Regions from separate parts of the Homo sapiens genome. Here region 2 is linked to region 1. Evidence: chromatin contacts called from ENCODE Hi-C or POLR2A ChIA-PET data. All regions are on one chromosome and are shown on one strand. Each heading gives the region's core, a stretch centred on a gene start or an enhancer-like site at or near the end of the contact. The rest is flanking DNA. Distances are from core to core; before and after follow the strand shown.

Evidence for each region. A loop is a pair of places that touch in the nucleus more often than their neighbours do. ChIA-PET counts read pairs that join two places held with the same protein, here RNA polymerase II (POLR2A). Pooled maps may share reads with other maps.
Region 2: a map of B cell shows a loop between it and region 1 (20-fold over the local background). The contact joins the promoter of KLF11 here to the promoter of IAH1 in region 1. A Hi-C loop is called at or near these places in 5 of 168 maps with a recorded cell type or tissue (B cell, CD4-positive, alpha-beta T cell, CD8-positive, alpha-beta T cell and 2 more) and 16 of 50 pooled maps. POLR2A ChIA-PET finds 5 or more read pairs at or near these places in 6 of 52 experiments (CD4-positive, alpha-beta memory T cell, CD8-positive, alpha-beta T cell, Panc1 and 3 more).

Annotation. Positions count from the first base shown.
Region 1 is chr2:9,472,804-9,478,344 of GRCh38, reverse strand. IAH1 (isoamyl acetate hydrolyzing esterase 1 (putative)) reads right to left here and starts at 3,794. Exons shown (of 6, transcript NM_001039613.3): 1 at 3,698-3,794; 2 at 2,306-2,358; 3 at 1-123. The coding sequence starts at 3,778. It overlaps CPSF3 (cleavage and polyadenylation specific factor 3), which reads right to left. Exons shown (of 18, transcript NM_016207.4): 18 at 5,244-5,429. The coding sequence ends at 5,328. RefSeq lists enhancers at 2,175-2,735, 3,216-3,983 and a silencer at 3,253-4,022.
Region 2 is chr2:10,039,415-10,044,799 of GRCh38, reverse strand. It overlaps KLF11 (KLF transcription factor 11), which reads right to left and starts at 1,250. Exons shown (of 4, transcript NM_003597.5): 1 at 1,042-1,250. The coding sequence starts at 1,083. KLF11-DT (KLF11 divergent transcript) reads left to right here and starts at 1,399. Exons shown (of 3, transcript NR_135558.1): 1 at 1,399-1,490; 2 at 1,796-2,167; 3 at 3,149-3,247. RefSeq lists silencers at 557-626, 667-716, 837-886, 1,177-1,406 and a promoter at 1,093-1,992.

The DNA.
Region 1 (5,541 bases), core at 2,545-5,044:
AAGAAAATTGTAACTGCTACTGGGATGTCCAAACTGTTTCCTTTCCTGATTAATCTTGGAAGGATAATTTTGGCCCACCTGGTATTGTAACCTGAAAATCCACGATTCAGAACATCACATTTTCTGAAACGAAAAATTTTAAAAAGATGAATTGTGGGCAAGAAGTGTTTATGGTCGCAGTAACCGGCCTTTAGTGAGGGTGTGCTCTCTGGGATTCTAAACCCGTCACGTGTCTCTGAGCCACCCCCAGGTTTCACTTTGATAGGAGCAAGAACATAGCTGAAGCATGCTAATCTTAAGCCATTCAAAGATACAGGTAAATACACCATACTCCTCCGTGAGAGAAGTAATTATATATAAAGGGGCTGTGATGAAGTCTACAGACTACCTGACTTCAAGCATGGTATAGTGAGGTGCTTTTAAAATGGAGTTCACAACAGATAGATAATCTGAGCAAGTATCTCAGGTAAAAAGTCACTAATATCCTGGAACTTAAATAGTTTAGTTTGGTTTATATTTAAACAGTCTATAGAATATTTGAGATTTCTGGTTTTGATTAAATAGTTTTAGTAAATACATTCGTTGTGTTTCAACTTAAACCGGTTAATACTTTTTGTTTCCTTCTTAAAAACAGTTGGATTCACAGTACTGTAGGTGTAATGGGGGAAAAAAAAAAAAAAGCCGGGTTGCCTGGATTTGTTTCTCGGCTCCCTGTGTGACTAGGCGTGACCCTGGGCACGCTGTGCTCCTTCCTCACATGTAAAGTGAGGAGAATCCCAGTTAAGGATTCGCATCAGGCAGTAGGTTTGAAACCCCTCAGAGAATACCAGTCACATAAGAGGGACTCTTTTTTTCTTAGTCTTGGTAAAATGATATGATTTGGGATTTGCTTCAGAATAATCCATAGGAGGGATGGATGGGCTCATTTCACTCTTTGCTTCTGTAGATATTTAAAGTTGTCCATAAAGTTTTCTTAAAATGACGCCTGGGGTTCAACTTATGATTAGTAAATCAATATGGTTCATTTTGCTGTATTCACATTCCCATACATGCATAACCAAGCAGAGAAGCTGGGGCACCCGCGGAGAACTGCAGGCCACAGCGTCAGGCAGCGGCTCCAAAGCAGCACAAGGGGACACTTTCTGACACTGCTCAAAGTTCTCAGGTGGCATTTATAAACTGCAGAACCACCACCGAAACTCAGCCTTATTTCTAAGAGATTGTTTGTGTGTGTAATGATTATAAAATGCGACTAGCCATTTTACAGAGTGAAATCACAATACTTTAATGAAGTGCTGGGCTGGGTGTGGTAGCGAGTGCCTGTTGGTCCCAGCTACTCAGGAGGCTGAGGTGATGATGCCTTCAGCCCCAGAGGTGGAGGCTGCAGTGAGCCCTGATCACACTGCTGCACTCAAGCCTGTGTGACAGAGTTGTCAGGCCTCTGAGCCCAAGCTAAGCCGTCATAACCTGTTACCTGCACGTATACATCCAGGTGGCCTGGAGCAACTGAAGAACCACAAAAGGAGTGAAACAGCCAGTTCCTGCCTTAACTGATGACATTCCACCATTGTGATTTGTTCCTGCCCCACCCTAACTAATCAATCGACCTTGTGGCATTCCTCCCCTGGACAATGAGTCTCAGGAGCTCCCCACAGAGCACCTTGTGACCCCCTTCCCCTGCTAACAATAGATAACCACCTTTAACTGTAATTTTCCACTACCTACCCAAATCCTATAGTACTGCCCTACCCATCTCCCTTTGCTCTTTTCAGACTCAGCCCACTTGCACCCAAGTGAATAAACAGCCTTGTTGCTCACACAAAGCCTGTTTGGTGGTCTCTTCACGTGGACGCGCCTAACAAGAGACCCTGTCGCAAAACAAAAACCACCAAAAACCAAAACAAAGTGCGGTAGAATTGTGACAAGGTGAGTCTTAAGTCATGGCAGCACTTCAAAAAAAGGCAAAGTAGCTTCCTACCAGTGTGGTGTAGCAGTGAAACTGCAAGTTCTGCAGTCATAGCAGCTGGACTTGGATCTGTCTGCCCCTGACTAGGGAAGAGGCCTTGGCCATTTCCTTGATTTGTCTGAGTCTACCCAGCCATCAGTGCTCAACCCTAAAATATCTAATTGGTCAGACTGAGTGAAGAGTAAATGTTTTCTGTTCCTTCTCCTATATACTGATTAGGGGAGGCAAGCAAAATTAATAAAGGAGGAATGTTCTGTTCAGAACTATCCTTCATCCATAAGACGGATCCCTAAGACATTTTCCATCCATAAGAACTCAAGTATCGGAAACCATTCTCACCTGACCAGCCTGTCAGCCAGCGATGCTCCCCATCCACCCTGCTGGAAGGAAAACTGGAGGAAGAAAAGCCCATTATTACTACTAATGACTGTAACCGGGCATCTCAGCGAGGGCAGTTCTGATTGGCAACTTCTGTTTTCTCGGCGCTCCCTTCTTGGCTTTGATTGCTTCACTCCAGGAGGTCATTTTGGGGATTACAGGTAAGTACACCTGGCAGCACTTTAGCAGAGGGGGATTTTTCTCTATCAAAAGCTAAACAGCCTGTATTCCCAGCACTTTGGGAGGCCAAGGCGGGCGGATCACATGAGGTCTCGAGTTCGAGACCAGCCTGGTCAACATGGCGAAACCCCGTCTCTACTAAAATTACAAAAATTAGCCCGGTGTGGTGGCGCACGTCTATAATCCCAGCTACTCGGGAGGCTGAGGCAGGAGAAACGCTTGAATCCGGGAGGCGGAGCTTGCAGTGAGCCGAGATCGCGCTACTGCACTCCAGTCTGGGCGACAGAGCGAGACTCCGTCTCAAAAAAAGAAAAAAAGAAAAAAAAAAAAAAGCTAAACAGAAATCTAAGTTCAGGAAATAAAGTCAAAGGTCAGTGAGGAAATGAAGGCCACACCGCCTCACTGCTTTGCTGGTTACCGAGCTGAGGGTGAACACTTTTTCATACACATTCCCATGGAATTCGGCAGCTCTGACTGCCCCATATGCCTAAACATAATGTTACCAGTTACTGGCGTATACACAAAAGCCTGGTGAAGCAAGTCCTGTCTGAGAAGAGGACACACACAGGAATGGAATTTCTACTCCCTCCCCGAAGTAAGAACCTGCATTTAGAAGACCGTTCCCTTCATGGGAGGTGAGATGATCTTGGATGAACGGATGGTCCTTTTCTACCTAATTCCTGAAGGCGTTTTACTTCCAAGGTCAACCCCTAACGGCCCCACCTGTGCCCGCAGGGAATGGGGCGAGAGAGCTCCTGGCGCCTCTGCCCGGAGCTGGCCGCGGGGCCTCCTGGGACACAGCGCGCGGTCGCCCGCGGCCGCTAACCCGGACCCGGAGGGGAAAGGCCGCTGCCCAGGAGGGCGCTGAGGGGAAGACCGCGCATCTCGACCCGGGTGGGAGGCGGCGCGGGGCGGGCAGCGCGGCCGGGTCCCCTCGCGTCTGTGCCTGGAGCCCGGGCTCTCGCGGACGCCGTCGTGACCTCCGGGACGCCGCGGGCCCGGAAGGCGCAGCCACTGGGGGACCCGCCACTCCTCCGGTGTCTCCACGGGCGTGGCCAGGCCTCCGGCCCAGCCGTCTCGGGCGCCGAAGAGGACGGCGAGGAGCCTCGGCCTGCTCGGCAGCGACCCCGCAGGGAGGCCGGGGCGGGAGGCCGAGCGTCGGGGCGGCCGTACCTGGGTGATGGAGTCCCCGAAGAGCAACAAGCGAGGCCAGAGCAGGGCACTCCCGCAGCCCGCGGCCTCGCACAGCGCCATGGAGCAGCCGGGCGGGGCGGGGCGGGGCCGCCAGCCACGAGAGGCGCCTGCGCAGTGGCCGCCCGTGGGTTGCGGGAGCCGGGCTCGTGGGCACCCACGCAGTCACTTTGGTGACGCGCGAAGGTCGTTGCCCCTTGGAGTCCGTTTGCAAGAAGCTCGGCCTCCGCGCTTGCTCACCCACAGCAAGGCTGCCCCCAGGGAGTCCGGAGCCCGCGTCCCGCTGCGTGGTTCCCGGAAGAAAAGCGGTTGGGGGCCCTTCTAAGCCCACCCCGCGCTCCGCGGGCGCAGGTGCGTTCGGCAAAGGGCAGGAGTGTGACCTCAGGACGCGCGGCGGGAAGCACAGCTGGCTCTCGGTGGGGCGGAGGGCTGCTCCAGGCCCCCCTGGAAGAGGTCGTGGGATGCGCGCGCGGCCTCCTGCGCCCAGCGTCACTCTGGAGGGCCTGTAACACCCACGAGGACGCAGGCACTGCGGAAACCCTGGCAGTACCTCGTGGTTCTGCGAATGACAAGGGAAAGCAGCTGCACCTTCAGTGCGCGCGCAGCCGGCCGCTTTTCTTTTTCCCGCCGTGGGGTGGATGCGCAGATGCAGAACCCCGCGGACACGGAGCACTGACTAACTTCCAAGGGATTCACCTGTTAAAACGTGGTTGTAATGCAACGTTCTTACCTCAACTGTGCAATGAAGTTCGGCAGCCGAGCTAAAAACGAACGGGTGGGAAGGATGCCTTGAAATCACGGAGCTGTAGATGAGTAACAGAAGGGCCAGGGGCGCCGGCGCAGAGGCCGACCCCGCTCCCTGGGGCGGGGCGATGGGCGTAGAGCATGACTTTCTTTAGGTTGCTCGTCCCAAGCTCGCTTGGATCACCTGGGGGAGCTTTACAACTAAGATCCAACCTAGGGCCCTCATTCCAGCCGGACTAACTCACCTCCTGGTGGCAGGACTTGGGCACAGGTGCACTTGTGATGCACCCCACGTGATTCCCACGGGTAGCCCAGATTGAGAGCCCCTGCTAGAGCAAGCAAAGGTGCCTGGACTTCATCTTTATCACAAGGACTTCATTAAGGCCTTCAAGCAGCAGAGGCTTGAGGCCAGGTCTGTTCCAGGAATCAGCTATAGGGGAGGAGATGGAGGTGGTTGCAGGAATTCAGAGGGGAGAGTAGACTTGGACTCGAACAGCAGCAGTGGAGATGAAGACAGAAAAGATTCAAGTGCAACTTAGAATCCTTATTATTAACTCAAATTGGTTACCCCAGAGGAGAGGGTAACCAGCAGCGGTTGCTATCGGCAGATCTTGATGGTTTCAATGGGAGCTGCACATACATGCCTGGAAGAAGAATCCAAAATTCTAAAATAATGGGCAGTTGATCTAGTAGTTAGTTCTAGAATAATGGACAAATTAATTAGCAATTTAGCAGTATTCAGGCTGTTGAAATAAAGGCCATTTGACATTAAAAGTAAACAGGCTCCCCCAGAGAAACGAATGCATTTTATTTTAGGTAACAAAAGTAGAGTCAAGTATTTTTTCAAAGTTCATATACAGGCACAGTCTCAGTGAACTGGCGTCAGGGCCTCGTACAGTCTCTGTGCAGCCAGCTCCACCATTTCTCGGAGGGATTCATCGTCTTCACTTCCCTCTTCACATTCTACAGTCTGAAAGTGAGGCACAAACAAGACTGTTAGAATTAAGTCTATAATGATTATATAGAAGATAAATGAATACTCTTTAAAAAAACCATCATCTCATAAAAAATTAGCCAGCTGT
Region 2 (5,385 bases), core at 1-2,500, 570 kb before region 1:
AGAAAACTAAGCCGGGGGCGAGAGGGTGATATTACTCTGAGAAGAGTAATACCCCTCCCTCCCAGGGAGGTTACAGTGGGCCGAGATCGCGCGCCCACTGCACTCCGGCCTGGGCGATAGAGCGAGACTCCCTATCAAAAAAAAAAAAAAGGAAAGGAAACTTTAAATGTACGAAGATACACGTTTCCTCTCTATCTGCCATGCACCAAAGCATCAAAGCTTTCCGTCTGCCGAGGTTCCCCGAGATCAAACAAGACGAGGCCACCTCAAATCCCCGGCCTCTGTCCCGCAGGCTGCGCCACTAAACCCCCTGTGATGTCACAGAACCGGGCGCCGAGGCCGACTCACCACACGGGCGGGAAGGGGCTCGCCCGGCCCACAGTGCCCGCACACCACGAGGCCCGCGCTCTGCCCACGTCCACGGCTACCTCCCCGAAGCCCCCAGGTCGCGACGCTTAGGGCCCCCAACGCTCGCGTGCCGCGTTCCCGCCTCCAAGCGTTGCCCCGCCTCCAAGGCAGTGCGGCGCTCCCGCCTCCCGTCGTTGCCCCGGCCCCTAGACCTTGCCCGCCCCCAGGCCCGAGCGGCACTACCGCTAGCCGCTCTTAACCCGCCCGACGGCCGCGTGCCCCGCCCCCAAAACCGTGCCGCGTTCCCGCCAGCAGCTCTTGCCCCGCCCCCAAGGCCGCGTGCCGCGTTCCCGCCAGCCGCTCCCCCGCCCAACGGCCGTCCGGCTCACAGGACCGGGGTGACGTCATGGCTGGAAATAGCCGCGGGGCCAGCGGGGCGGGGCCGCCCAGGAAGCGCAAGACAAAGCTGCGCGGGGAACACGCCCCCTCCTCGCCCCCGCCGACCCGGGCGCGCCCGTCGCGGCCGCCGCCCCGCCCGGCTCCGGAGCCCGCCCAGGCCCCTACCGGCGCGGCCGCAGCGAAGCCCTGCACGCCCCACCTCCCGCATTTACAGGCGCGCGAGTGCCGCACCACTTCCCCCGCCTCGCCCCTCGCTCAGACGAGTAGTCCCGCCGCGGCAGCCCCACCACTCACTGCGCGCGCGTCGTCTGGGCCTGCGAAGTCCGGCGTGTGCATCGTGCAGGCCGGCCGGGAGCAACAAAGCGGCCGCGGGGCGTGAGCTCGGGCGCAGCAGCGGCCGCACGTGGGCTGCGGGCGGCGGCGGCGGCGGCAACCCGGAGCTCCTGCGGCCGGCACGCGCCTCGCCCGCCCGCGCGGCTCTGCCCCGGCGCGGCCCTCGCGGCGCGGGAGGGGCGGGGCGGCCGCGGAGGGAGCGGCTGGCGGGGCGGGGCGCGGAGGCGAACCAAAATACACCGCGCCCCTGCCGGGGCGGGGCCGGCCACCACCAGCCAATTCGTGCCCGGCCGGCCAATGAGCGCCGCGGGGGGCCGCGTGATCGGAGCCTGGCCGCGGCGTGATCGGGCAGGGCGGGACGCGGCACGTGTTTTGGTCGGAGCGAGGGGCGGGGCCTGAGGCCCTGGAAAGTAAGGGAAAGGTCGCAGCGGCGCCAGGGGCAAGCGGGGCGGAGGGGGCGGCGGGGGCGGAGGGGGCGGCGGGGGCGGAGGGGGCGGCGGGGCGGCGGGGGCGGCGGGGCGGAGGGGGCGGGGCGGCGGCTGGGGAAATCCCAGGGCCGGGGCCGGACTCGGTGCGGGGAGAGGGGACCACGCTTATAGGAACCTCCTGCAGCCCCACCGGCTGAATCCATCGGTAGCGGAGACCCACCTAGAGGCCTCAACCTGGCTTTTGTTTGGTTGTTTTTAACTTCTGTCATTCTCCCTTCGTCTCTTAGGAATGCGTCCTTGACCGGAGAGGTCGGAAAGCTGGCCGGTTCTAGGTGACATTCCTGCATCCGGTCATTTTTGCAGACAGCGGGAGTCAGAGCTTATTGGCCTGAGTGTCCCGCTGACGCCCCTCCTCTGGCGTCTCTGGGCCTCTTCCGCTCTGTTACGGGGTCAGGGGAAGCCGAAACGGGCAGTCACCCAGAAGGCGCCCGCTGAAACCCGCCCATTCTTCCCAGGCCCCGAGAAAACGCCGCCCCCTCCGGGAAGTCCTCGAGCCTGCAGGAGACATCTAGCCCGCTGTCCAGGGCACCTTTTTTTTTCTCCCTATATTTCGGTTGCTCGCGTCTCTTGGTGTGGTTTGCCCACGTCTGCAGCGCCAGGTTCGTGGAGAGCAGGAACCATGCTGTTTATTTTCGTCGCCGCAGCCTTCAGCTCAGCGAGGAGCCACCCCTCCTCCGTCTGTTCACTGCGCGCGCCTTTGCTGAGCTGTGATGCGGGTTGGCGCTCAGTGCAAGGGGCAGAGGCCGCAGTGAGGAATCCTCCTTTTTTAAAAGCTCCATCCAGGGAGCGGGAGCAGAGAGAGAATCCCGGCACCCCGGGGCTTTGCTCTGAGCGAGAGAATTCTGGTCTTAGGGGAACGGGCTGGGCCCCACCACTCACATGAGCAGGACTCTGGTCCCCACTTGTTCCTTCGGGGCCCACTCGGGTTGGGCAGAGGGGTTGACCAGGCTGAGGAGAGGGTGTTTGCTGAAATAGTAAGAGGGTTTAAGACGAAAGAACCGTGATAAACTGCTCGCATGAAGACCCCGGAGGCTCTGAGAGGGGCGCAGGGTGTTCTGTGTGTAAAAAGTTAAGTCTTAAGATACACACTGGAATATTCTCTTTTGCCTGGACTCCTGCATTCGCCTTATAACTGGTCTCCCTGCGTCCACTCCAGCTCCCAGAGCCTCTTCCCACTCAGCACCCCCAGGGGTCTTTAACCCTTTCAGTGGCTCCCACTGTACTCAGCGTAACGCTTCTGCTCCCCACTGTGGCTTGTGAGCTCCTGCAGGGACCCAGCCCCATGCCTCTCCCCACGCCCCGGAGGGACAGCCTGGGCCTCCTCTTGGGCGCCTGTCCCACCAGCCCCTCTGCCGTCTCCAGGTCCTCGCACTTGCTGTTCCCTAGAATGCTTTTCCCCCACATGCCCCCTTTACTCTCACCCGCAGTCCACCTGGAGAGGCCCCCTCTAGCGGACACACCCTCGGGGCCGACCTCCAGTCCCCTTCTGGCGGGCTTTCTTGTTTTCTTCCTCCACAACACTTTTCTTGAACTGCCCCTTTTCCATTACTTCAGTTATTTATCATCTGTCTCCCCACCAGAAGGACTCTCCCAAGGCCAGGGAGCCTGGCTGTTTAATAAGTCCACGTAGGTGAACGAGCGAATCGAAGGTATCCACCAGCCTCCCTGCTTGAACATCCCGTGAGCACCTCTAATTGTGTCCTTAAAAAAACTGAACTCAGGGCCGGGCGCGGTGGCTCACGCCTGTAATCCCAGCACTTTGGGAGGCCGAGGCGGGCGGATCACCTGAGGTCAGGAGTTGAAGACCAGCCCGGCCAACATGATGAAACCCCGTCTCTTCTAAAAATACAAAAATTAGCCTGGCACGGTGGCAGGCGCCTGTAATCCCAGCTACTCAGGAGACTAAGGCAGGAGAATCGCTTGAACCCAGGAGGCAGAGATTGCAGTGAGCCGAGATCGCACCACTGCACTCCAGCCTGGGCGTCAGAGACTCAGTCTCAAAAAAACAAACAAAAAACTGAACTCGGATTCCAGCCAAATCTGGATTTCTCACCTCCGTGAAGGGTACAACTGGAGACCCTGTTCCTTGATCTAGAAACCTGAGCGTCACCTTTACCTCCTCCCTTTCGCACAGTTGCTGTCTTCCGCCAATTACATGCCCTTCTTCCTTCTCAGTTCCTCTCAAACTCTTATGTCACCCACGCCAGCCCTTGTCCTGGCCACCACCTGCTCACCTGAATTGTTGCCACTGCCTCCCAACAGGTCTCCCTCCCTCCAGCCAGACGCCCTACAATCTGCCCTCACCTCACTGCCAGAATGATCTTCTGGAAGCAGAGGTGGAGCTGAACCTGTATTCAAGCCGTCAGTTGGAATCCAAACAGTTATAGGACTGACTTCAGGCTCCATGGCCAGGAACCCATGAGTCTTTGTAGCCAGGCTCCAGCCAGCACTTCCTGCATCATTTCTGACCAGTTTCCCAAATTGCTTTCCCTGCTGCCTTCCTGCCCCCACTGACCCAATACAGAACCCTGTACTCTCAAGGTCACGCCACTCTCTTCTGTTTCTAGACAGCATTCCTTCTGCGTGGAACATGCCAACCCTCGTCTGCTTTGACTTTGCAAAACTGCATGAGACCGCCGGGCGCGGTGGCTCACGCCTGTAATCCCAGCACTTCAAGAGGCCGAGGCAGACAGATCACCTGAGGTCAGGAGTTTGAGGCCAGCCTGGCCAGCATGGTGAAACCCCGTCTCTACTAAAAATACAAAAAATCAGCCAGTAATCCTAGCTACTCGGGAGGCTGAGGCAGGAGAATCGCTTGAACCCAGGAAGCAGAGGTTGCAGTGAGCCGAGGTCATGCCATTGCACTCCAGCCTGGGCTACAAGAGTGAAACTCCGTCTCAAAAAAGAAAAAAAAAAAGAAAAAAAGACTGCATATGACTCCCCAGTGAAGCCCTCCCTGATTGGCCTCTGCAGAAGGCAGCATGCCCGGGCTTTGGAGTCAGACCTGCATACAAATCCTTGTTTTGCCGGTGTGACCTTGCCAAGTCTTCTTTCCTGCAGGACAGAAGGCGGCAGCAGCTCTCCCTGAACTGGCACTCTGGCTTCTCTTGCCCCAGGGTCTGTTTCTGCTCCTTGGACAGCAGGCGCATGTGGGAACTGTGCCCTCTTCAGCCATGAGCCCCTGTTCTGCGCACATCTAGCCCATCTTCCAGATGGACAGACAGTCTGTGGTCGTCGCCAAACCCCTGAATCTGGCCCTGCCCGCAGTCAGAGGGATGGCAATTTGTAAGCTACAGACTATTGCGAATCATTCACTTGGAGACTGAACTAAGACTACTGGCACCAGGCTCCGTAGACCCTCGGGAAGAGCATGGTCTGGCAGGCAGACTGGATGTGGCCACAGATAACATCCCCTAAGGGGAGAGCGTGAGCCTGCAGGCCAGAATGCCACCACTTTCTCCTGTGTCGTTCCAGAGAGAGCCTGTGGCTATGCACGCTTGCTGCTACAGAGGGTAGTGCTGTATACCTCCTGGGCTCACTTACTGACTTTTCAGTCTAAGGGCTTATTGCAATTGGTACATAACGATCATACTTTGTAATGGTTAAGTAATATTCCATCATATGGATGTGTTGTTTATTTAACATTCTGGTTGAATAACCAAGACTTTTAGGTTTCCAGTTTTCCAGGAACATCATGCCCCTCCATCATTTGCCCACCTGGAAGGATAACTACAGGATAAGCAGCTCTTAGAACTGGAATTGCTGAGTTAACTGCTCTGTGCATTTCCTTGCTTTTTCTTGCTTTTCTTTTCTTTCT